Linked DNA regions of Homo sapiens: all the other regions are linked to region 1. The links are chromatin contacts, found by Hi-C in ENCODE. All regions are on one chromosome and are shown on one strand. The core of a region is the stretch at or near the end of the contact, and the rest is flanking DNA. Distances in the headings are between cores, read along the strand shown.

Evidence for each region. Hi-C counts contacts between places; a loop is a spot of excess contacts on that map. Pooled maps may share reads with other maps.
Region 2: a map with no recorded cell type shows a loop between it and region 1 (7-fold over the local background). The contact joins two enhancer-like sites. A Hi-C loop is called at or near these places in 2 of 37 single-sample maps with no recorded cell type and 2 of 50 pooled maps.
Region 3: a loop to region 1 is called in a map with no recorded cell type, with 4 times the contacts of the local background. The contact joins the promoter of DUSP6 here to the enhancer-like site in region 1. A Hi-C loop is called at or near these places in 2 of 37 single-sample maps with no recorded cell type and 2 of 50 pooled maps.
Region 4: a map of heart left ventricle shows a loop between it and region 1 (5-fold over the local background). The contact joins two enhancer-like sites. A Hi-C loop is called at or near these places in 1 of 168 maps with a recorded cell type or tissue (heart left ventricle), 1 of 37 single-sample maps with no recorded cell type and 5 of 50 pooled maps.

What each region holds. Positions count from the first base shown.
Region 1 is chr12:90,512,173-90,518,819 of GRCh38, reverse strand. No RefSeq gene overlaps it. Among named protein-coding and RNA genes, the nearest start is that of LINC02822, 78 kb to the left of the region's middle. Within about 2 kb of position 3,424, at least 2 of the 41 ENCODE cell types and tissues checked have a DNase peak (open chromatin) inside an H3K27ac peak, as active enhancers do.
Region 2 is chr12:89,330,350-89,336,996 of GRCh38, reverse strand. No RefSeq gene overlaps it. Among named protein-coding and RNA genes, the nearest start is that of DUSP6, 19 kb to the left of the region's middle. Within about 2 kb of position 3,001, at least 5 of the 41 ENCODE cell types and tissues checked have a DNase peak (open chromatin) inside an H3K27ac peak, as active enhancers do.
Region 3 is chr12:89,349,629-89,356,275 of GRCh38, reverse strand. It overlaps DUSP6 (dual specificity phosphatase 6), which reads left to right and starts at 3,775. Exons shown (of 3, transcript NM_001946.4): 1 at 3,775-4,636; 2 at 5,251-5,688. The coding sequence starts at 4,237. It overlaps POC1B-DUSP6 (POC1B-DUSP6 readthrough), which reads left to right. Exons shown (of 11, transcript NR_189589.1): 10 at 5,251-5,688. RefSeq lists enhancers at 1,550-1,599, 4,649-5,283, 5,919-6,553 and a silencer at 2,520-2,829.
Region 4 is chr12:89,467,939-89,474,585 of GRCh38, reverse strand. POC1B-DUSP6 (POC1B-DUSP6 readthrough) reads left to right here. Exons shown (of 11, transcript NR_189589.1): 5 at 2,311-2,418; 6 at 2,857-2,972; 7 at 4,092-4,225. POC1B (POC1 centriolar protein B) reads left to right here. Exons shown (of 12, transcript NM_172240.3): 5 at 2,311-2,418; 6 at 2,857-2,972; 7 at 4,092-4,225. Among named protein-coding and RNA genes, the nearest start is that of GALNT4, 54 kb to the left of the region's middle. RefSeq lists a silencer at 3,563-3,682. Within about 2 kb of position 5,070, at least 7 of the 41 ENCODE cell types and tissues checked have a DNase peak (open chromatin) inside an H3K27ac peak, as active enhancers do.

The DNA.
Region 1 (6,647 bases), core at 2,175-4,674:
TTGTAGAATTTTAGCAATCTTTTAAAAGGATGATATTGGTTTTAGAAAACAATAGCCCATCATTCCAGACAACCTGAATCACTAACTTCTGTAGGACTTTTGTTAAGTATTGATTATGATAATGTTGTTGCTAAACTGAATAAGTATCGTGTATTTCATACTAAGAGTAGGTCTGTAAATTTTTCTGTCAACTACTCCTTTTATCTTTAAATAAAGATGTGTTTGTTGTATCTTCAACAGTTTATTTCTTAATAAATTGATCTTCAAAGCAATGTGTGCAAACCAGAGATCTTGTGAAAGATGTCCCATTGAATGCTAGAAAAAAATATGTTGATGATCCAGAAATAAATGATTTGTACCCAACAAATGATTGTTTAGGAGCTGAACTGCAAAGTGACTAGAAACAACTCTTAGGCTCTGGTTCAAGTGTGTCAGAGGACAGGAAATGAAGCTACTGAAGAAGGAACTTTGTCTGCAATGAGGAGCTCTTACTCTGTTACACTCACAAGAAGAGATGCCACACTCAGGAAAATTATACCTGGGCCTATTATTCAAATGATGAAGAAAGATGTAATGGTAATAGGTTATATTGAAGGGAGGCCATGTAGAGGTTAGATGTGAAAGAGAATAGGGTACTTGCTGTTGATATGAGCAGACTCTTGAGTACTGAATGTTGTGGCAGCTCCCAAGTTAAATGAAAACTAATAATTCCAATGCTAAGCTTATCTGCAATGAATTAAAAATTTCCTTTAGAAAATTTTTTTCTAAAGGAAATGTCTTAATTGGACTTAAAAGGAGTGTCTTAATAGGCCCCTTTAGAAAGCAGAGACAAAGATGAAGTTGATAATACATTTGGGAGGTACCAGCCCAGACAGGTGAAAGTAAGGAAAGAAAAAACAAGTGAAACGGAATATTCGAAGCAAAGCAATGTGATATGTCACCATGCCAGCTGTGGCTTTGTGACAAACTGGGAATAGGCAGAAAAGATCTCTCAGCAGGCTTGTCAGCTTCTGGAGCTTCTCCAGAAGGCAAAGAAGTACTGCCATTCAGACTAGTCCACCAAATAAAGTAAGGAAGAAAAATTGATCTTCCCAACTCTGATCTTGCATTTCTCATTGGTCAAGATACAAGCCCTAAACTTTTGGGTTGCATCATTCTGCCCCTCTGTGGCTAAGAAGCCAGAAACTACACTATGCACTGAGATGTTTTATCCAAAACGAGAGAAGAGTGACGACCCCGTGTGGGTACAGGAAGCTCAGGCAAAAGTCAATGGGTGCTATGACAGATAGATGGAATACCTCAAGAAATAGAATTTCATAGAGGAGAAGGTGAAGAAAACAAACTACAACCCCAGGAGAAAAGGGCTAACTACATGCAGCATAAGTACCAGTGAATCCATGGATTGGAGCTAAAGGGAGTCAAGTATATGGCACGATATTTAAATAACATATTTAATTTTAATAATAATTATGGTAATAACAAAGGACCTTTATTCCATGCCCCTTTTTCAGCTTTATAGAATCTTTATCTCTATTAACTGTGAGGAGGAGGGGTTCTGGCTGTTACTAGCAACATGATAGGACCTAAAACTCTAAATTCATGTCTCTTGAGGAGGGTACTTTGTTATTCCCTAGGAGGCTCCTCAAAATGGTCAGGAAGACAACCTTGGATTATACTCTGTATAGAGTAAGATAAGGATAGGATTTTGAAATATGCCTTTTTCAGCTTATTTCACAAAAACTTGATACATAGATTCCCAAACTGACCAAATTAATAAAATAGGATGCCAGTTTATTTTAATGACCATGAGTTTGCTGGGGAATGTTCACATGGAAGCACATCATGTATTTGTTGAAATCATCTATTAATAAAATGACCAATACCATTAATAATCACAAATGATGAAAATAAAAGAAAAGAACATGAACAAGTTTAAGATAGAAAACCTCCCTTGATTTAGAAATTTGTATCATTTAGGAAAGTTGAAGTAATCAACAACTGGGTGAAAACGGGAAAAGTACATCTAGACTAAGTAAATGTTGCAGCATCACAAACCATTTTAATTCCTTCCTTCTCAAAGGTTTCACTATTTCCAGGTTTTTGCTATGAGTAAGTACAATGTGGGTGTTGATGGAAATTGTACTATATTGTCAATCATTGTAACTCTGCTGGAATGCCTTTCTCCAGAATGTCCAGGCATCTTGATAGAGTCAGAGACTGTGCCATGGAAAAGTGGATACTTCTGGGGCAGGGGTGTCCAATCTTTTTGCTTCCCTGGGCCACATTGGAAGAAGAATAATTGTCTTGGGCCACACATAAAATAGCTGATGAGTTTTTTAAAATTGCAAAAAAATTTCATAATGTTTTAAGAAAGTTTATGAATTTGGGTTGGGCCACATTCAAAACTGTCCTGGGCCACATGTGGTCCACAGGCCATGGGTTGGACCAGCTTGATTTGGGCTATAGTTAGGATTTTGCCTTATTTGGGATACTATCCTGAGATCTGCTATTTTTAATATTTCTTGAGGAAATTTAAAATAAAATAGGAGGAGTATGCATTACAGAAACCCTGAGTTTGATACCAACTAAATATGAATAAGCTTTCTCACTTTCACAATATTATTAGGAGGCTGCCTGCGGTTTAAACTTCATCAAGGGCTGATGTGAATATTTTAACTTCAAAACATTAATAATCACTTGTAAAAATCTTTATATGTCTTTTTTTGCTTTTAAACTTTGAACAGAAAGGTTTTTTCTTTTGAAGAAAATGCTTTAAGAGGAAGTATGCATGTCTATTTCATATTGAAAGTAAAACCAATAAATTCATAACCACCACGAAACTAAAGGTTGACTTTAAGAAAAAGAAAAAGTGGGTGGGAGAAATTTAGTGTGTAGCCATGTATGTTTCTCATCTCTTTCCTTTAATTTGACAAGAATGGCAACTAACAAAGAGACCTGTTTGATGGAAGATAGCTTTTAGCCCAAATCTTTGAGATGCCACAAAGCTTTCACCAGCTATTAATGTTTACTTAAATGCCTTTTAGAATGACTTGCTCATCTGGAGTTGCAAAAGAGCAAAGTATTTGAAATATGGGACCTTCTTCTTAAAGTAAATATCCTGTTAAATTGCTAGCTGATAATGGAAGAAAAGTTCCAATTACATTTTTGTGAGAAATATCCATGGCACTTGTACAGCTGACACAAAGGATATTCAATTGATAGCATATCCCTTTCTCAACCTACACCTCTGCACATTTTTATCTTGCTTCTTTAATTGATCTTCCTTCGTGTCTTTTATTCTTTCACCCTCTAGTTTCCCCCATGTGTTTCCTCCTTTTATTTTTCTCCCTTCTTGGGCCAATGACATTATAACACCTAATCTCTATGGTGACTTACATAACTAAACTGTATAAGAAATAGTAGCTGTTTTTCCCTCCAATATATCTCAGTAAATTAAGGAAATGAGTAAGTAGTTATGAATCAAGTAGCACATTTAAGGAGGATGGGAGTTTATCATTTACCATGACTAGCTACTGCTTTTATCCAAATAAGCCTCTGTGAACCAAATTTTAGTCCCCTAACAAAGCAAAATATCAGTCTCAAAATCACTGGAGTTTTCTTTCTTTTAATCTCGAAAATAACCAATAGAGACATCCACTTTATCAACTCTAATATTATTGGGCATTTACTATTGGCTAAAAAATATTTTAAGTGTTTATTTATATAAATACTGTTAATCTTTTGAACAATCTTCTGAGGTAAGTACTATTATAATTCCTATTTTACAGATAAGGATAATAAAGAATAGAAGGTTAAGTGAACTGCCCAAGTCTATATAGCTGGTAAGTGGTGGAGAAGGATTTGAACCCAGATTGTCTGGCTCAAAAACCTCAGCTGTTGACTGCCACACTATATTGCCGCTTACTCCTGTGTTCTTAGCCAGAGACTGTACATAAAAATTAAAATTGAAAATAAACGCTTCAATTATAGCTTCCAAACTGTTCTGCAGACTTGTAGAAAGAGTCTAGTATTGTGTTGTTTGCAGACATGGATGAAGCTCTTTATATTAAGATTGGTGTTTCAATAAACATTTTGTCACTTCATATTTCCATATGAAGATGAAGTAGGATGATCCCTGCTGTGTTTAAAATAAATTCGGCTTCCTCTCTTTAAGTATTTGTATTAAAAAAAAAAAAAAAGGATGATTTGTGTCTGGCAGAGCTGTATACTAGCCAGGTGCTTTTTATGGTTGGGCTTCACATTAAGAAAACATTTGTCACGGAAACATCTGGAAAACAGATCAAGCAGACAGAATTTTACACAAGGGAATCTACTTAATCCAGTTACTCTTTTTTAAAATCGGCCACCCTGTTCATGCCAACTGTATGCATTTGAAAGCATATGAGCTATAAAATGTCTCACACTTAAGCAATCAGCTTTTCATTATTTGCAAATATTTTATCTGCTGGCTGGATTGTGCTCCAAAAATTCAAAGTCTTTCCTTTTTCTACCATCAGTTATGCCCTGAGATAAAGAACTGCTAAGAGTTCTATTTCTTTTTGCCTTGAGAGAAGTAGAAAAGGCAGGGAGAGCTTGATACATGATAAGAAATGGGCTCAAGAAAGAAAACTTCCATATGGAAGTACCTTGAGGTATAACTAAATAGTAACATACAAAGAATAAGAAAGTTAGGTCTGAAACAATAGTTCTTAATTGAGAGTTAGCATAAGAAATGGCTATAGAGGGACCATACCTCCCTCTGATTCATAAATGCGAGGGGGATCGAATAAATGTATATTTTAAAAAGCTCCTCAAGTGATTTTGTTGTAGATTCCTAGTGGACAAAGCATTTGTATAGATTGGTGTTTCAAAAAAAATGCCTAATTATGAGTGGCCTAGGCAGCTAGTTAAAAACACAGGTTGCCAGAACTTTATTCTGGAGAATCTGAATTAAATAAATTCAGAGATGGTGGTGAGGAGGGAAATATATTTTCTCTTTAGATAAGTTTCAGAATCGCTGCATTAAATCAGTGTTATACTACAATGTCCTATAAAATACATTGCAAGAAAATGGATACCTGCTCAACCACTGCAAACAAGAATCTCATCCATTTATTTCCAAACACAAATTAGCACAATAAAGCTTCTTGAAACTCCCATCAATAGCAAAGAAACGTGTTAACATCACTGGACCTACATTTTTACTACGAAACACATTTTCTTATCTGATCCTCTCAATATTTCTGAAGAATCAATGTTCTCAGATCCATATTTTGGCAAATCATTCTAGTTCAAAATATGTATTTGTGTAATTACACCTAACTAAAACTATGCAACAGGCACACTTAGTGCAACTGTATGAAATAGAATAAGGCATTCACTTGAGAATTAAAATAAAAGTTGTAAAAGATAGGCTTTTTTGAGCATTTTAATTATCAAAATATACTCTTTCCACTTAGATATTAGTTCCCCACTGTCCATAGTCTGTGTGCACAACCTGCATAACTTGTCCACAGTGACTCTGCTTATAAAAGAAGAGTAAATTTGGATTTTACTGAAACGCGAATCTCCCTGAAAAAACATTTTCCCTCAGTTCCAATTTCATAGGAATAAGACATAATATTGCTGATATGGAGTCAAAGTCTATCATAGATGCATGCAGGAGTCAAGTTGCAACCATGAGTATATTAGGTGTGAGTCCAATATGTAGACAGGCCAGAGTAAAGCTTATATATGAGTATGCTAGATGTGAGTTCATTACAAGGGAAGTGAAAAGTCAAAGTTGTCAGTGTGGGTATAGCAGATATGCAGAGACTGCCAGTTGCCTCAAAATATTTTTTCCTCCTCCTCTTCTATGGTGATAGAAGCCTTGAATTTTAGCAGGATGAATGACCATCTGGAACAAATTCTGCATTTCCCAGGCTCCTTTGCATGAAGTTTTGACCGTAACACTAAGTGTCTGCTAATGACTTATGAGAACTGTGTTTTCAGATGCTAGGTGACATTCTTAAAAGGACACAAAGCATTCTTATCCTTCTCTTGTTTTCTTCCTACTTGGTAAAATGCAGATGAATGGTTTCATCAAGAGTGGCCACCTTGGAAGATGAAACAAACTTAGGAATGAAGGCTATGCATAAAGGACTCAAAAGAGAGAGCCAGGTGCCTGACACCACAGAGGACTGAACCAAATTTCTCTGGACCATCTGCTTCCACATTTGTTGTAAGAGAGAATTAAACTTTTCTCTCACTTAAGCCACAATTATTTGTATTTTCCTGTCACTCTCTACCAAATTTAACCTTAAAAAACTCAATATGTGTGGCTGATGTGTAAATTCCCAAGCCAATTGTAATTTTTAAAGATTATTTACACTCTTTCCTGCTTTCAATTAGCAATATTAATTAAAACTTGATTTTACTTCTCTAATTCTGTCTAAATTTAAAACAGTTTCCCTATTTTTTATATGCACTAACAGCTGAGTTTCAGGAAAAGACAAAAGCCCAACCTGAGCAGCCATGTAGATTCGTGTAGAACCCTAAATTAAGAACAACAACAACAAAAAAACTTATCTGTAGTATGAACATTATATTCACTTTGAATTTGGATATTTCCTGATTGACAAGGAAGATTAAGATACTCCTATAGGAAG
Region 2 (6,647 bases), core at 1,752-4,251, 1.2 Mb after region 1:
ACTACTCTCTTCCCAGGGTGAGAATAGAGTTGAATTTGCGATCACAACATTGCTGATGAGGCCGGAATCAAAATCAAAGGAGTTTGTGCCATACTTCATCTAAGTTATATAAAGGTCAAGAGAAATATTCCTGCTCTGCGGTAAAACAAACAAAACAGACAAAACCACATCTTTTAAGTTACTGGAAGGTTAAGTTCGATTGAATGATGCTGGATACCTCTGATAGATTTTTATCCTTTGGCTCTCTTGTCCTTGTCTGTTTTCTGGAACTCCAATACCCTCCACACCGGCCATTAAGCTGTGGCTAATGAAAACACAAATTAGTTACATTGCTTACAGGTTAGAGTCTTTGCGCTACTCTAATCCCTTGATGAGAGATGGGAAACACCCTGGTTTTATCAACAGCAGATTGACAGATGGTTTTCTAATGGTCAAAATGGCATCTACATTTATGGAGCCCTTCCTTTGTGCCAGGCTGGAAGCTGTGTGCAGATGATCTCATCTCATCTTTAGTACCCTCTTGCGAGGTAAGGTTACTGTCACACAGTGGTTAAGCACAAGGGCTCTGGAGCTTGATGGCTAGGTGCAAATTCTGGCTCCATCACTTACTAGCTGTCTGACGCTAAGCAAGTTGGCTAACCTCTCTGTGCCTTAGTTTCCTTATCTGTAAAATAAAAATAAAAAAAAAAAGACATGGTCAGAAGTAACTGAATTAATACACTCAGTATGATTAGAACAGGGCCTTGATTGTTGTAAGTAATTAATACATGTTAGCTCTGTCGGGGAGGGAAACTTTTTCCTCTATCCTCTTAGGTTTAACTTTTGGAGGCTTGAAAATTAAACTCACAAAAGATAGATTAGCAAGAGAAAACATGTATTTTTATTCACATAAGTACTTGGGAATTTACCAAAAAGTATGACTCAAGGAGGTGCTTAGAATTGGGTGAAGGAGAGGGTGAAGGAATAGGTGAAGGAGGAGAGAGGGAGAAGATTACTTATAGGAAAACAAATGACTTGTAGGAAAGATAAATAGGCCTGTAGGAGAATAGATGGGAGATACTATCATTTTGTGACAATGCCTGTTTAGGTGATTTCAATCTTTCCTGGTTACAAAACTCCTGGGAGGGGAGTTTTAACAGTTGAATTCTTTTAGGAGGCTCTGCTTTTAAGCAGATAACGAATGTTTAGAAGAAAACTCTTCACAGTGTTATATTCTGGATTCTTTCAGCTCTTATTATCTCCATTTTGTAGATGGGAAAATGGAGGCTTAGAGTGATTAATTATCTAGGATCTCCAAGTGGTAAACAGTAGCGCTGAGATTTGAAACCGGGCTGGGCTGACCTCAGAGCCTTTGATCTTTCCGCTAAGAGGTCTCAAAAGGAGAAACTCTAATCTTATCTGAAAATTCTAGGAGCATATAAATTCTTTGGGATAAATTTAACATACTGGATCTCAGCATCATCATTTGCAAAATGAGAGCATTGAACAATATGAATTTTAGTGGCCTTTCCATCTCCAAAGACATTCCTTGTTTTGGGAGTTTTAATCACAATTATTAGAGAAGAAGTAATGGTCACATATCAAAGAATGTACTAGAGGAGATATTGCAATGTGTGTGTGTGTGTGTGTGTGTGTACACCCACGTCCATGTGTGTACACCTGCATATGTGTTTCAATTGCTCTGAAAAGACTGATTGTCTTAGGAAGGAAAGGGACCATCCTAAGATGTAGATACTTTAGTTATTTATTTCCACTGTATATGCTGTTGACCTAGGATTCTGCACGTCCTCAGGGAGTGTCTCTTCCAGGCCTTTTCCAAAAGGTGATTGGCAAGGGAAGTTCTTCTAAAAGAGATAAGTGGCTTCTAAAAGTAAACTCAGAATAAATGGAGTACAAATTCTGTTTACGAAATATTTCCTGGTTGATGGCCACTAACGTGCAGCCCTGCATGACATGTTCTTTGAGGAATGAAAGAAGTGAAGTTGAATTCTGTTTCTCCATCATTTGGGAAAGATATTTACGAAGCCGTCCTGAGTAGAAGATTGCATCATTTCAGAGCAGAAACTCAAAACTATAGTAATGGATGCTACAGTGTGGGAGATGTGTTTACTTTGGAGACCATTGAGAGATGTGAGAGGCTTTTGAAAACTCATAACAAAATTTGTTCAGTACATTCTTTGTGATATGTTAAATTTGCAGAATTCTTTGCACGGCCACATGCAATTTCTGTGAAGTTCACTTCCTCTATGCCAAATATCCCTTTGCATTTTGTGTGGTTGAGCTTCAGAATTGTGGGGTTTTGCTGATGGTGGTTATTCTTAACAAAGTCTTTCCCTCACTCCTTGGAGGACAGATAGGAAAGGTACATGCATGAGCTAGTTGAGTCAAACATTTTCCAATTCTTCTGTTCCTCTTCTTTCTTTTCAAAACATGTATATATTTTTAAATATTTCATTTTTAGATGTTGAGTCTTAGTGATACTAATCTAGTACCATGATTCTTGTATTGATTCTGAATTTTCAAGATGATTTCTTCAGCCTAAAGATAGACCAATTTAAAGTCTAACTGTCTGATGAGGTGAAACCTATAATTATACAAAAAAAACAAAAAACAAAACAAAACAAAAAAAACGGGTGGGGGTGGTTACATGGGAAGAAAAGTGAAAGATTACTAGCTGACACCCAAAGACATAACCTAGCTTTTTCCCCCACCTGAGAAAAAGAAATAAATAAAAGCTAACCAAACAAAATATAAGGAGAACTGTAAATAAATAAATCACCATTGTCCCTGAGAACCTGCCTGCATGGGAAGGAGAGGTGGGCTATAGCCCATAAGGACCAGAGAAACAAGAAAGGAAGTGGGTGAGATTGCTACATGAGTAAGGTTCTGAGGAGTCATTAAAGCAAAAGGGAAACTAAATCCCACTGATGTGTAGATTCAAGGCTCCGAGAGGCCCTAAAAAGTGGGTGGAACTCCCAGGTCATCAGGAGGTCACAAAAGGACAGAGGAAGCTCAGGCAGCCTGGAGTCATGCTTTCTAAGGGAAACTAGAGTTAAGCCAGTTCTTTGACTTGGCTTAAGAAGTGTGCGTAAATCAACCTGTAGGGACGGGTGGGGAGAAGTGAGGTTTTAAAAAAATGTTTTGAAGCCTATTCCTTAATTTGAAGTGATAATCAGCATTTTTAGGTTGTTTTTTTTTTTTTATTTTAGGTGCACTGGAGATTTGTTTTGGTGGGAAGAAGGAATTCCTTCCTTCCTTCCTGCCTTCCTTCCTGCCTTCCTTCCTTCCTTCCTTCCTGCCTTCCTTCCTGCCTTCCTTCCTCTCTCTTTCTCACTTTCTTTCTTTCTTTTCTTTTCTTTTCTTTTTTTTTTTCAAGGTCTCCATATGTCACCTAGCTTGGAGGGCAGTGGCGTGAACATGGCTCACTGCAGCCTTGACTTCCCAGGCTCAACTGATCTTCCTTCCTGAGCCCCCTAAGTAGTCAGGACAACAGGTGCATGCCACCACGCCTGGCTGTATTTTTTGTTGAAATGGGGTTTCGCCGTGTTGCCCAGGCTGGTCTTGAGCTCCTGAGCTCCAGTGATTCGTCTGCCTCAGCCTCCCAAGTGTTGGGATTACAGGTGTGAGCCACTGTGCCTGGTCAGACTGAGCGAATTTCTTGACATGTGCCTAAATAAATTAATTTTATCTCTTTCTTTCCTAAGGTCACTCTTCCCTTTAGAACCCAGGACTTGGATTCATACGCAAGAAAACTTTCACAGAACCTACTTTTTGGGTCTGGGAGTAAGGCTGAATTGGGTGTATATTTCAGCTTCACCACTAAAGCACAAGCTATTGCCAAGACCTAGGCAAGACCAAGTGGCAACAATGTTAGTGGTGGTGCTGCCTAAACGTCAGGATTGTCAGGAGACCAATGGCTGTGAAATGCTTGGCATGGACATTGGCATATACCATAGTAACTGACTGATTCTGAGCAAGCCCCTCATCTCTCTTGACCTCAGTTTTCTCTTCTGTGAAAGAACCATAATGCTATTTTTTTCAGGGTTATTGTACACTTTAAATGTGATGATGTGTTTACTACCGTTCTTGACAAATTTTTCTTCAAGTCTTAGCTCAAAAGTCACCTCTTCTCAGAAGCTTTCTGAATTCTTTGAAAAGATTAGGAGTTGATTTAACATGGTCCCAAGGCAATTTGTCTTTGTTGCCATTGTATAGTTTCTCATATTCTATTATAGATGTTGGCTCAACTCTGTGCCTTCATCTTTGTGGCTTAGTGTCTTTTCATGTAGCATAGTTGTTAAAAACTAGGCTTTCAGATAGGTTGGACATTTTTGCTTAACAATACCCTGTGATGCTGAGCTAGTTACTTTTCTTCTCTGAAACTCAGTTTTCTCAACTATAAAATAGGAGCAGTAATACCTAGCTCATAAATACTAACGTTGACCTATCACCTAGGATGGTGCCTGGCACTACAATAATTATCTGTAGAATGCATGAACAAATAGAAGCACTGTGCATATTAATGAAATGCATATGGAAAGCTCAGTGCCCTGTACTTGGTAGACTCTTTTTCTTTCTTTTTTTTTTGTAGGGGGAGGGGGCAGGGTCTCACTCTGTCGCCCAGGTTGGAGTGCAGTGGGGTGATCTCAGCTCATTGCAGCCTTGACCTCCCAGGTTCCAGTGATCCTCCCACCTCAGCCTCCTGAGTAGCTGGGACCACAAGTACGTGCCACCATGACTGGCTAACTTTTGTATTTATTGTGGAAGCAGTGTCTCACAATGTTGTCCAGGCTGGTCTCAAGCTCCAGGGCTCAAGCAATACTCTCGCCTCGGCCTCCAAAGGGCTGGGATTACAGGCGTGAGCCACCATGCCCGGCTTCTAGACTCTTAATAAGTCACTGCATATCATTAGATAGGTAATGTATACAATCATCCCTCAGTATACTTCGGGGATTGGTTCCAGGACTCCCCTCAGATAGTTCCCTCAAAAATTGGAGATGCTCAAGTCCCTTATATAAAATGGAGTAGTATTTGCATATAACCTATCCACATCCGCCCGTATACTTTAAATTATCTCTAGATTACTAATTATACCTAATACAATGTAAATGCTATATAAATAGTTGTTATGGTGTATTTTTAATCTTTCTTTTTCTCTTTTCTTTCTTTCTTTTTCTTTTTAAGACAGCCTCCACCCCCCTAGGCTCAGGCGATCCTCCCATCTCACCCTACTGAGTAGCTGGGACTCCAGACACATGCAACCACACCAGGCTAATTTTTGTATTTTTTGTAGAGACAAGATTTTGCCATGCTGCCCAGGCTGGTCTGGAACTCCTGGGCCCAATTGTTCCATCCACCTTGGCCTCCCAAAGTGCTGGGATTAGAGGCATGAGCTACTGCGCCTGGCTATTTTTAATCTTTTTTTACTGAATATATTTGATTCAAGATTGGTTGAATCTATGGATGAGAAATTTCAGAATATGGATGGCCTACTGTACTTGCTTATTTTCTGGGGTACGAATGGTATATGTCTTATATCATTTCTTTTAGGGTTTTGCCTAAAAGAAACAAGCAAATAAACAAATGTTTGCTAAATAAACATTTGTTTCTCACCCAGAGATAGGAAGAAAGTCTTTAGGAATCTGATATGCTAAATGCACTTAGAATTACAGAACTTTTTGGAGAAAGAGATCTTAAAGCTCTTCTGAACCCTTTTCTTATGCTAATTTTGTTTGTTTGTTTGTTTTCTTATCATTTCTTTGGTTTCTGCTCTTATTTGAACATTTCCTTCCTTCTACTTTGGATTTACTTTGCTCTTTTTCTAGCTTGTAATGTGGGAAGCTCACATACTTAATTTTAGACCTTTCTTTCTTTTCTTTTTTTTTTTTTAAGATAAGCATTCAAAGCTATAAATTTCCCTTTAATCACTGCTTTAGCTGCATCCACAAAGTTTGATGTTATAGTTTCATTATTATTCAGCTAAAAATATTTTCTAATTTTCCTTGTAACTTCTTCTTGGTCCTTTGGATTATTGAGAATTGTACTATTTGATTTCTAAACATTTAGAACTTTTCTAGACATTTAATTATTGATTTCCAATCTACCTTCATGGTGGCTATGAGCAAACTCTGTGTAATTTCAATACTTCTAAATAACTGAGACTTGTTTTATGGTGTATCATATGGTTTATCTTAGTGAACATATCATGGGCACTTGAAAAGAATATGTATTCTGCAGTTGTTGGGTATATTGTTCTATAAATGTCAACTAGTTGTAATTAGTTGACAGTGTTTAGATCTTCCATATTTTTACTGACATCTTGTCTAGTTGGTCTATTAATTGCAAAGAGGGGATGTTTAAATCTATGACTTCTATTGCTGAATTGTCTGTCTTTCCCTTTAATTTCACCAAGCTTTGTTTTGTATATTTTGAAACTGTATTATTAGTTATATACTCTCAAATTTTAAAAATTTTGTAGATGAGAAAGATTAAATTTTGCAACATGCTTTAAAAAAATTTGTTTGGGTCATTATAAATGTGTAGAGGCTTAAGTTACACAATTCATACCATGCCTACATTTATAAAATGTTTTTTAAAAGTACTCTTATATCACGCCTGTAATCCCAGCACTTTGGAAGGCCGAGGTG
Region 3 (6,647 bases), core at 2,526-5,025, 1.2 Mb after region 1:
TCTTGCTTTTTCTCTATAGCGCTTTCACTTTCTAATATATAATTATTTGTTTTGTTAATTGGACTGTCCTCATTAGAATGTAAACTTCAGTGAGGCAGGTTATTGTTGTCTGTTTATTCTCTACTGCTTTCCTGGAATCTAGAATAAATGCATCAATGAATGAATGAAGTGAGGCCCAGACTACTACTGAGTGACAGAGGTTTGAACCTAGGCTTATGTGCTGTGCTGACGCACTAGATAACCAATGACACTTGTGAAGATTAGGATCTAGGGCATATTCTAAGAGAGATAAAATATGCAACATTTAGTGAATGTTTGACTGATGAAGGGTTGCGTGCAAAGAAAACCACTGGTGTGTAAAAGGAGCAGGGAAAGCAGCCTCGCTTTTGATCTTTGACATGGAGGATGCAACAGAAAACGTGAGGCTGGAGAAAGCCTGGAGGTCAAAATTCAAAATGCTGACCTTGAAATTCTTCACATGTGGGCAGGGAATACCACGTGGAGGTGAATATAGTGTCCATAACACTCTATGTAATCCGTGCATGTGGGCATCCTTAAGAGTCTGTAAAGGGTTTGGCCTCACGTCTTGACACTCTGTTGCTACTGTGTGCCCTTGGGCAAATTCTTTAATCTTTGTAAATGGGATAATTTACATGTTTTTTCTGAAGACTGTCCGAAATTATGCAAGTAAACACAGAAACAAGACGGTACCCATCATGCAGTTAAGTGCCCAATATGCATTGTTGTATCAGTTTGCTGTGGCTGGAGAACAGCGTGTTCCAAAGGTGACCAGTAGGGAGAAATCAGAAATGTAGCTGGGTCCATTCTGATAACTGTGCTAAAGGATTTTTGATCCTGGTCTACGATAACACCCCCTTTACTTGACAGCTGAATTGGAACGGATTAAATCGGTTAGGGTAGTATCTCAGAGGGCTTTGCTGCAGATGAGCGAGTCCAGGCGGGCTGTCAAGCGAGCCTCAAGGGGCATCTGTGGGATGCCCAAACCGTGTCCCCAAGCCGAGGCCTTTTTACAGGTCCTCAATTCAGAATGAAAAATTAATTCCAACGGCTAATAGCACCCCACCACCACTTTAGGACGTTTCACCGTACCCATTTTGTCGTCACAGGGACCCTATGAAGCAGATAGTTTTATCTTCGTTATGCCGACGTGGAAGACTGCAACTTAGAACGGCTAAATGATTTAACTAAGGGCGCTTACCTAGGAAGAAGCGGGGGACATAATGCAAACGAGGGCCGTCCCACTCCAGAAGCCCTTTTCGCAGCATTTCTAGTACTGAGCAGTCAGAACGCCACTTTAATCAATGCGCCAGGAAACACTGGCATTCCCTTGGCGATAAAGTTCAGAAGCATGGGTAAAACTACAGTTTCGATGTATCCTCCCGAATCTATAGTCATACTCAAGTAGCTGCGTATTAAAACAGGCAAAGTAGAAACCCAACTTCCCTCCCTTTCTCTTCTGTTGGAGGTCCTGTGCTGAACCTCCAACAGGTTTGCTCTTCTCAGTTCCGCTGAAGGGCATCCTGCCTCTTCCCTCCCTGTCCCCAGGTCCCAATGACTGAAACGTCTCGGGGTGGGAACTTCTGTGACAGATCGTGGAGGACAGGGGGAGTCAACTCCAGCGCAGGCCTCCCCCGGCTGAAACTAGAAGATACCCAGTGAAATATACGAGTTTTGTTCCAAGGACTGCCCAAAAATGGTGCGGAGAGGAGCTCGGCAATCCCCACCTTTGTCGAACACGCTCCTCCAGGGGCGGCCTGCCTGAAGCAGAGCTCCAAAATTGGCAACCTAGGCCTCGCAGCCGCCTTTTTTTAGCCTACATTTCCCAAACCAGGGAAGAGGCGGGTGACTAAAAATGCAAATTGCAGCGGGGGTGTTAGCAGGCATGCCCGTGGGTGCGGGGCGTCGGGCGAAGGGAGACCCCGCGACCTTAGGCGCCCTCGCGGTGTTCACGGTAGGCGCAAAGCGCAGCAAGGGACACTCCCCAAAGCCGCACCCCGCCGGACGGCTGCCCCCGCTTCCGCCTCTCAGGCAGCGGTGGGACAAAGCGCGGCCTCTTTTCCGCCGGGGTTTAGGGAGGGAAGGCCGGATTAGGGCCCGCGCCTTCCGGCTGCATCCCTCTCGCGCCGCGCCGGCCGCACACAGGTGGTTTTCCGCTCGGGAGGGGCAGGCTTCGGCACTTTTATATAACAATAGAGCTCTGCGCGCCGGGAACGCGCCTCCCCGCCGCCGCGGCCCCCACCCGGCCACGCCTCCATCCGGCTTCCAATCCGTCCGCCCCGCGGCGCCTGGGCCGAGTGCTGCTCGCTGGCCTGGCCCGCACCTCCCCAAAGTTACCTGCTGGCTTTGCAGCGCGGTAGAGACGTTCCCCTCGACTCCTTGGGAGCGAGGAGCCAGGGGGGTCCCGGCAGGCACTCGTCCTTGCTCCCCCCACCCTCCCCAGATCTCTATGGACCCGGGAGTCCCTCGCTGAGCCCCGCACCCGTCCACTGCGTCGCGCACAGCCCCGTGCCCAAGCGGGGAGACGGGGACGGCGGGGCGGTGGCAGGGAGCGCAGCGCGCAGGCGCGGCTGGTGCTCCCCGGAGTGCCCGGCGCTGGACAAAGGGAGGAGGCGGCGGCAGGAGAGGGCTGGGGAGGCCCCCTCTGACATGCCTCCCTGCCAACTGTAACCAATCGTCGAGCCCCCCTGCCGAGCCCCCGCAGCCTGCAGGTCTTGCGGGAGGACTTCCTCACGCCTCGCCCATGGCGGGGACTGCTGGCCCGGCCCGGCGCGTCCCAGCACACCTCGCTCAGGCAGCCCCGCCAGACCGGCTCCCCCGTCAGAAGCCGAGCTCCTTGCCCAGAAATCATTAACCAGCGCGACCTCCCAGCAGGCGATGGTGGTGGTGGGGCGGGGGGAGAGATATAGATTCCCCCGAACAATGGCTTGTAACTCCCCACGCCGCCGGAGCGGAATACAGTAAAAGCACTGGACTGACCTAAGAGTTTGTTTCTGCACTCTACATTGTTTTAATGAAAATAAAATGTTATTTTAAGAAAAAAGGTTTTCTTCTGATTTTCTGCACAACCAGACGTTTGTTTGTTTGCTTTAAAATGTTTCAACAAAATCCTGGTTTGTTTCGAAATATGTTGGATTAGCATTTAACACCTCATCGGTCACTAAAGCCCAGTCAGTTCACCAGCCCCAACACAGCCTCGGCTAAAAGAACATCAGAGCAAACAGAGCTGGGCCTTTAAAAGTGGCAAACAAATGCCACACACCGCCTAAAGAAGGGGGGTTGGGGGAGGGGAGGGTTAAGGCGAACTTGGGTCCAAATGAGTTTGAAGGGAATACAAAGAACGAAAAGTCAGCACAAGTTTTCCTAAAGCTAGCTCGCGAACGCAAGCGTCGCGAACAAGGGCTTTTGTGCATGCTAATTGCGCCATTGGTGCGCAAAAGTTCCGACGCGAAGTGTGAACTCTCAACAGAAGGAAACATGAGACAACTGAAGTGCCCTGGTTTATGTGCCCTGCTCCTCCTCCGCTGCCGCCTCCCCTTCTTTCTCCTTCCTCCCGCCGAGCCCGCTGTTGCAGCTTGTTTGCACTGGGGCTTATCCGGAGCGGAAATTCCTTTCCGTTTTTGTGAATGACAAACTCATTAACAATTCATCAACACAACCTGTTCCAGCCGGCCCGTCCCCACGGCAACAGCCCCTTCCGCAGCACGCTCATTGGCTGGCCCGGAGAATGTATCCATTGAGACGCTCGCTGTTTGTATCCATTGAGGAGCTGCCTCGCGCAGGGGGTGTGCGAGGCTGAGTCCAAGAGATAGCAAATCGAGTCTTAAATAATCCGGGGAGAAAGACGCCCGGGTAGATTTGAGGTGCAGCCTTGGAGGGAGGGATTAGAAGCCGCTAGACTTTTTTTCCTCCCCTCTCAGTAGCACGGAGTCCGAATTAATTGGATTTCATTCACTGGGGAGGAACAAAAACTATCTGGGCAGCTTCATTGAGAGAGATTCATTGACACTAAGAGCCAGCGGCTGCAGCTGGGTGCAGAGAGAACCTCCGGCTTTACTTCTGTCTCGTCTGCCCCAACCGCTAGCCTCGGCTTGGGTAAGGCGAGGCGGAATTAAACCCCGCTCCGAGAGCGGCAGCTTCGCGCGCGGTGCGCTCGGCCTATGCCTGCCCCGAGGGGCGTCTGGTAGGCACCCCGCCCTCTCCCGCAGCTCGACCCCCATGATAGATACGCTCAGACCCGTGCCCTTCGCGTCGGAAATGGCGATCAGCAAGACGGTGGCGTGGCTCAACGAGCAGCTGGAGCTGGGCAACGAGCGGCTGCTGCTGATGGACTGCCGGCCGCAGGAGCTATACGAGTCGTCGCACATCGAGTCGGCCATCAACGTGGCCATCCCGGGCATCATGCTGCGGCGCCTGCAGAAGGGTAACCTGCCGGTGCGCGCGCTCTTCACGCGCGGCGAGGACCGGGACCGCTTCACCCGGCGCTGTGGCACCGACACAGTGGTGCTCTACGACGAGAGCAGCAGCGACTGGAACGAGAATACGGGCGGCGAGTCGGTGCTCGGGCTGCTGCTCAAGAAGCTCAAGGACGAGGGCTGCCGGGCGTTCTACCTGGAAGGTACGCGCCCAGGGAACTCCGCGCGCGGGGCAGGGCTAGGGGCGCAGGGCTGCGGGCGGGGCGCGTGGATTGAAAATACCTCTGCTCCGCTCAGCTGGAGCTTCGGAGCCGCGCTGCCCGCCTAGGGACCGGCAGCCGGCGAGGTAGGGGCCGCGAACCGCGCGTTCCGCACCAGAGAACCGGGCCGGCTCAGAATCCACTCGCTTCCGGCTGCGGGTACCGGCGGTTTCTTTCTAACGGGTTCTGCGCCTTCTTAGCCAGAACATCCTCCACCATCACCCTGTTTTCTATCGTTCGATTTTGAATTAAGATTTGCAGGACGGGAGAGATTGTTGGGGATGCAAATTGGCACATCTTAGCTCTCAAAATATTCCAAAAAGTTGCCATTTTGTCTATTTCCGGATTCAAGCGAATAAGGGTTCCCTGGCGAGGCGGGCCCGTTCGTTCCATTCCCGATGGTGCACATTTAAAGTGTGTTTCTCTTATAGATGGTTCTGTATGTAGGGGGTTCGTAGGATGCTTGTGGTGTTTCTTGCGCCGGGCTGCGGTTCTTACAAGCTGTGAAAACTACTACGGCTTCTCAGGTTAGATGATTGCTTTTCTCGTTCTGGCAGGTGGCTTCAGTAAGTTCCAAGCCGAGTTCTCCCTGCATTGCGAGACCAATCTAGACGGCTCGTGTAGCAGCAGCTCGCCGCCGTTGCCAGTGCTGGGGCTCGGGGGCCTGCGGATCAGCTCTGACTCTTCCTCGGACATCGAGTCTGACCTTGACCGAGACCCCAATAGTGCAACAGACTCGGATGGTAGTCCGCTGTCCAACAGCCAGCCTTCCTTCCCAGTGGAGATCTTGCCCTTCCTCTACTTGGGCTGTGCCAAAGACTCCACCAACTTGGACGTGTTGGAGGAATTCGGCATCAAGTACATCTTGAACGTCACCCCCAATTTGCCGAATCTCTTTGAGAACGCAGGAGAGTTTAAATACAAGCAAATCCCCATCTCGGATCACTGGAGCCAAAACCTGTCCCAGTTTTTCCCTGAGGCCATTTCTTTCATAGGTGAGACTAATTAATAGTCGTCGCTCTGACATTTAAATGCAAAATTCCTAGCCATTCATAGAGTTTAAGCTGTTAATCGTTCTTGCTGCTTGCTAATTTGTCTGACTGCAGGTCTCTAATGTTCCTAGAGCGTCCTTAATTCTGGTTTATCTTCTTGCTAAAGGAAGAAAACCTGCCTTTTGACATGGCTGCAGATCACAGGTGTATTTGAAACGCTGTTTCTTGAATCTTTGAATTCAGTCATTGACAGTCGTTCATAATCGGACAACAGATTTTTCCCCCCAGTCTTTGGACTCAGGGGAAGGGTCAGATAGAAGTACTCACTATAGACAGGAATTCCAGCATTGCTTTATAATTTAAAAACATCTAGGAGTTATTTTAGGACATCAAGTTAGTTGTTGGAAAGCAGTATGAATGCTGAATGTTATCCAGTTGAATGATGCGGTGATACTGGTAACAGTGAGACAGTGGGTAACCTGAGCCCAGCAGGAAGAACTGTGGGCTGGAAGCCTGGGAGAAGTGAATCTCCAGGCATTGTAATGCATTTCCTATTACAAAGGAACTCATTTTCAGGCCGTGTCGACATCCTGTTCCTCCTAATGGGCCGTCCCCTGTGACTTCCCTCTCTCTTTTAAAATGCCTGAATACCTCCATTGTTAGCTGCACAACATTTGGAGCATAATTTAATAGACCCTTGCAGTCTGGTTGTCTGTGTAAAAGGCATTCACGAACATATTGCAGGGTTTCTGGTATTCACATGCCGAGGCAAAGAATGCACCCATTAAGGAGTTTTTTGTTGGCAGAAACTTAATACAAAAGCTCTCTTTTCAGAAAATATCTGAAATATGTAATTGTGTCCAGTGTACATGTTTCATTTCAGTGATACATTTTCTGCTGCTTGTAGGGCTCAACTGCCACACACAACTATTATTATTATTATGTTTTCAAGTTCAGTTTTT
Region 4 (6,647 bases), core at 3,821-6,320, 1.0 Mb after region 1:
ATTGAGACAAGCAGTAGCACCTGTTTTACTGGGTTATGCTGAAAATTAAATGAGTTGCTACATGTAATGTGTTAATAACCGTTCTAGGACACATGTGCTCAAGGAATGTGGGTAGGATAATGATGTGATGGTGGTGGTAGTATTTGGTTGATGTCATAGGGTAAGTACTTCTATATTTTGTTATTATCTAAGCATTTCATTTTATTAAATATTTTTCTCCATAATTGCTTTCTTGAAATGTAAGAGTTAAGTCCTCTCATAGAAATATTTTGGTCACTTAACATAGTCACATTAAGTAATATTTTTTAAAAAGAAGCTTAGTAAGTAAGACAATTTGATCCCTTGCATTAGTTTTTTACAGGTTTTTTTTTTTTCCTTTTGAGACAGAGTCTTACTCTGTAACCCAGGCTAGAGTGCAGTGGTGCAATCTCGGCTCACTGCAACCTCTGCCTCCCGGGTTCGAGCAATTCTCCTGCCTCAGCTTCCTAAGTAGCTGGGATTACAGGCACCTGCCACCATGCCCCACTAATTTTTGTATTTTTTAGTAGACATGGGGTTTCACCATGTTGTCCAGGCTGGTCTCAAACTCCTGACCTCAGGTGATCCGCCTGCCTCGGCCTCCCAAACTGCTGGGATTACAGGCATGAGCCACCGCGCCTGGCCAGTTTTTTATAATTATTATGCCAAGTTTATCCGTGGGGATACTGAGTAGGTTTTTTTCCCCAGGTTCTATATATAATAAGCTTCCTCTGTTTGGAGCCTTTTTATAATACTGCCCTTCAGATTTGAATCTTTCTCACATTTTCTGAAAGAAAATATTAATAAATTTTTACTTACTGTAAAATCAGGGTAAACTACCCAGCATGGAAAATTTTTCCTTGAAAGGTTATTTTCTTGACTTTTTTTTTTTTTTTTTTTTCTTTTCTGAGGCGAGTCTTGCTCTGTCGCCCAAGCTGGAGTGCAGTGGCACAATCGCAGCTTACTGCAACCTCTGCCTCCTGGGTTCAGGTGGTTTTCCTGCCTCAGCCTCCTGAGTAGCTGGGATTACAGGCACCTGCCACTATGCCTGGCTATTTTAGTGGAGGCAGGGTTTCACCCTGTTGGCCAGGCTGGTCTCGAACTCCTGACCTCAGGTGATCCGCCTGCCTCAGCCTCCCAAAGTGCTGGGATTACGGGCATGAGCCACTGCACCCAGACTTCTTGATTTTTAAATATTATTTCACATGGAACTTCTTTGTGCCTTTTTTCTGTGTGAATCTGTGAACGCCAGATGCAAAGTTTCTGTCACAAAGAATTAATTTTAGGTCAGCCTTAAGAATGGGAGTAGGGAGAGAACAAAAAGAAAAATCTTCAATTATATTCCACACCCTTAATTGATGACTCATAGTAATCTTTACTGTGGGCATAGAGGGAAACTACAAATAAAATTGAAATATAGTCTGTGACCCAAATCTGTCTTTTTTGGTTTTTGTTACTGTGAAAATATTAATAATAAAAATACTATTCATAGTTTTCTAATAGTCTAAAATTTGTTTTTATTTTCTCTGTGGTCTTCTGCTTTTCTGTTTATATTTAAAAGGCATTGTGGCCAAACAATAAAAAAAGAACCTTGGGAAGGATATTAAAGGAATAGACAGCATAAAACAGCAGACAAGATGTCTGAGATTTTTCTCATTTGCTTTTTAATGGGGCGTGTGGATGATAGATTTCTCCATGAAGGAACTTCTGTTCTGTTCTGTATAAATGAATTGTCCTATTTTCAGTCCATTGGAGCTCTCTGGCCTCCCCAAGTCCAGGAAGTTACAGGCATGGGCAGTTAGGTTCTTTTGTTGGTGATGTCACTTAATTTTAATTCTCAACACACCATTCCTTTTCTTACAAAAAGTTTCACTGCAAGCTTGGTCGGATGAGTAATAAAGGCTCTCTCTTGAATCATATGGATAATGCTGGCAAGTGACAGAAATAGAAGAGAGTTCTTTTAAAAATACAAGGCACTTGGCTTAGAGTGAGTACAGAATTGAATCAAAACCCCAAAGCAGATGCAATAAAACCAAAATTATTTTAATAAAAGAATAAAAGGAAAAAAGCAACTTGGTTAGTCTACATAGCATATTTTGACCTTTTAATGGTCTGTCAGTGTTGTTTGTCATGATGAAGATCTTGGCTGCAGAATATGACTTTACTGCATGGGATGGTAACAGTGGTCTCTGGTATTTAATATTTACAGCCTGGTTTATTTGTGGTGTAGAGGTGAGGTGGTGACTCTCCAGAGCCTTTCACATAAAACATCTTCTTTCTTCTTCTTTCTAGATTTTCACCCGATGGAAGACTAATTGTGTCATGTAGTGAGGATAAAACTATTAAAATTTGGGATACCACAAATAAGCAATGTGTTAATAACTTCTCAGATTCCGTTGGGTAAGTACACTTTCTTTGTGCATTTATGTGGGTTAGTTTTCTAAGGAGACGTTTGATTATAACAATTTAAATAAATAAATGAGTAAAGAAATTGAAATATGGCCGGGTGCAGTGGCTCACGCCTGTAATGCCAGCACTTCGGGAGGCTGAGGCAGGCGGATCACCTGAGGTCAGGAGTTTGAGACCAGCCTGACCAACATAGTGAAACCCTGTCTCCACTAAAAATACAAAAATTACCTGGGCATGGTGATATGTGCCTGTAATTCCAGCTACTCGGGAGGCTGAGGTGGAAGAATCACTTGAACCCAGGAGGCGGAGGTTGCGGTGAGCTGACATTGCGCCACTGCACTCCAGCCTGGGTGACAAGAGTGAGATTCCGTCTCAAAAAAAAAAAAAAAAGAAATTGAAATATTAGGTCATCTTATTCTTTCCTCCTAGATTTGCAAATTTTGTGGACTTTAACCCTAGTGGTACATGCATAGCTTCAGCAGGTTCTGATCAAACTGTGAAAGTCTGGGATGTAAGAGTGAACAAATTACTACAGCATTACCAAGGTAACAATTTTCCTAACAAAAAATTCAGTTACCGAATGGACTCCTTTTGGAAGGACTGATTCTCCTTGTTGGTGTGGTTTGGCTGTCTTACTTGGGGTCATGGGCTGCCTTGGAACAGGCTAGAGAATAGTATAATTAGCTCCCATCAACAGCAGGGTCTCAGAAGCTCAAGGACAGCAGGAAGTGAAGAGACCTTAAAAATGATGTGAGGGCTGGTTTAAAGAAAAAAAAAGAAGTTGCTATGAGATTTTCAAATTCTGGTTATCAGCATTGTGTGAGAAGTCAGGATAGAAATGACTGAATTCTGAATCACAGGGAGTTACGTGAGCACAAATAGGTGTTATAACTGGTAGAAAACAACTACCTACTATGCCTATGTATTGATATTGAACTAAAAGAGAAGTGAATTTTCTTGGTTTATATTGGATTTATATTAAATCGAAATGATTATTAAACATAGTAGCTTTTCCAGTGTTTACTATGTAGCAGACACTGTGCCAAATCTAAACAATATTCCTAGGAGGTATCATTATTACTCACATTTTTAAGATAAGGAAATTGAGATTTAAATAGGGTAATTAACTTGCTCAAAGAATCAATAGAACTACTTAGGTCTTCCTGCTTACACAGTGCATAGAAAAATTAACTTTTGATCATTGTGTTATACTGCCTCCTGTTGGAAGGATACTGTCTGGAGACAAAGTCTCAAGCATGATGGCAGGACTGTGCCCGTTTCAAACTGTCTCCACACTTTTCTCCCTTTAATCCCAAGCCACTAATTAGTTATTACCTTTAATTTGAGACTAGGTTATATACCCTATCTGAGCTGGTGATGATTAACTGTCAGTTTTATTGGCAATATATCCAAAGAATTTATAGTAATGTGGTCAATAAGATTACCTTTCCGTGACACAGTCTCATTTTTAAAGTTATTCTGGCTCTCTAACTGGAAGCTTAGAGCTATGTGATGCCAAAATACTCGTTTTAGTGAGCCATATAGAGTTTTGTTGTTGTGGAAACAGTGCTCTTGTTTACAACCTATTGCTAATAAGGCACTGGGGTATCTTCAAAAGTAAGAATTGTTCTCTGAACTTTTTGCTTTTATTTTCTACAAATCAGTTCACAGCGGTGGAGTTAATTGCATATCATTCCATCCTTCGGGTAACTATCTCATCACAGCTTCTTCAGATGGTACCCTTAAGATTCTGGACCTCTTAGAAGGAAGGCTCATCTATACACTTCAAGGACATACGGTATTAACACTCAGATTCTTGCTTTTTATATATAAAAATATAAAATAATATATATTTTAAATTTCTGATCCATTTTTATGTCCCTTTATTGTTTTTCCAGACATAGCACACATTGCTGCTATCATAAAATTTTTTTACTTCCAAGGCTGTTTTTATCCTCTGGAAGCAACTCTTAGAAATATTATTTGTGGCTGGGCGTGGTGGCTCACGCCTGTAATCCCAACACTTTGGGAGGCTGAGGCGGGCAGATCACCTGAGGTCAGGAGATCGAGACCATCTTGGCCAACATGATGAAACCCCATTTCTACTAAAATACAAAAAATTAGCCAGGTGTGGTGGCACATGCCTGTAATCCAAGCTACTTGGTTGGGAGGCTAAGGCAGGGGCATCACTTGAACCCAGGAGGGGGAGGCTGCAGTGAGCTGAGATTGCACCACTGCACTCCAGCCCGGCAACAGAGCAAGACTGTCAAAAAAAAAAAATGGAAGAAAAAAAGAAATATTATTTGTTGTAATTCTTATCAAAATCAATGTGTATCTTTCAATGGCCATTAAATGAATCTTCTCCTGCTGTCTTTATCAGTATGTTGTATAGATTGACTGGGTAAATGGTGATGGGTAAGTAGATTCCATACTTCAGATCCTTCCTTCATGTGGAGGCTGTCCCGCTTAGCCCTGACACCCAGCCTCTCACACCTCTCCCTCACTCCTTCTGCTAATTTGTTGGTGGGTTTAGGAGAAATTGGGTAAGCACAGCCTAACACCTTCTACTCTCCTGCCTTTGGGAGTAGCCATTCTTCACTGTTTTTCTCTGATATTCCTTGTGGGGAGACCTGCCCTTGTCTAGTGTTGCCTGTGACTCATTCTGGGCATCCGTTCTAGAAAGCCTATTTGTGTTACACATAAAAGCCACATTCTCTTTTTACAAGCATTTATTAGAAAGAAAGGTGATATTTCGATTCTTATGTGCTGTATTCCTTTGTCTTATTTCTCAATTGGTTTAGAACCAAGTAGGTAAGAGGGGTGCCTTTTATTGAGCCTGTTCAAAGATCCCTCCCTGGCATATAGATCAATTTTTTAAATTTATTATTTCTTTATTTTTGAGATGGATTCTTAGTCTGTCACCCAGGCTGGAGTGCAGTGGCACAATCTCGGCTCACTGTAACCTCTGCCTCCTGGGTTCAAGTGATTCTCCTACCTCAGCCTTCTGTACAGGCGCACCACCACGCCCAGCTAATTTTTTGTTTGTTTGTTTGTTTAGAAGAGACAAGGTTTCACCATGTTGGCCAGGCTTGTTTTGAACTCCTGACCTCAGGTAATCTGCCTGCCTTGGCCTCCCAAAGTGCTGGGATTACAAGTGTAAGCCACTGTGCCCAGCCTAGATAAATTTTTTTGAGTATATAAACTAGTCTTTTCTTCCAGACAATATTCAAACTTCTCTGAATTTTTTAGAATGCATCCTCTTTTTTTTTTTGAGGTACTTCCTTTTAACAAGTATAAGCTGTTTATATCTAGAAATAGAATGAGCCTTGTGGTCTAGAAGAGAAGAGTTTCTTTTTCACAGGTTCTGCCTGGCTTCCTGCTTTGCGTTATCATTTATTCTGCAGTGGTGTTAGGGTAAAGCAGAAATAAATACTAACCAGCTTAAATATATGCATATCCATGGATTTAGGCTGAATAAACATAACAAATAAAAGTGGCCAAGGATTGAAATATCCATGAAAAAAGTACAAAATAATAGGGAAAAAAGATAAACACAGTCTTTCAGTAGGAAAACACTACATGAAGATGGAATTTTAGTCTGGAAGTAAAGGTGTTTATGAAGCTATTAATATTATAAACTAAATCTGTGGGATAGTCTACTTGGGAAAATACAAGATGTTTTTCCCTAAAACTTTTCTTGTACAGATTAAGGACATATTAAAAACATATGGTATATATTAATATTTTTGAGATAAGAAATACTTACTCTTATCTGGACTGAAAAATTGACCTAGAGGCTATCCATCTTGTGACTGTGCCAAGCACAGTCTTGTCCAACTCCGCAGTAACTGCTCAATTTCAGGTTTTCATTACCTCTCACCTAGATAATTACAGGAACTTCCTAACTGGCCTCCAACCAAGCATCTTACTCCAATTCATCTTTCTCAGAATTGTGATACTGATTTTAATCATTCACAGCTCTCCTCCTATCTGTGTTCTGCTCTTTAAACTTTTAGTGGTTTATGGTTGCCTACATGAAGGGGGAACTCAGTGAAGCCCATTGGTCAGGAAATGGACTTCATGTAAATAGCCTCATTCCCATTACCTACATATTTATCATTCAGTTTCTGCTAGTGATTGGTTGAATACAGAGTCCAAAGCCAGAAAATCTTAACAGAAATTCTTATGAACTTACATATGTAAAAGCTTTTCTTGAAAGG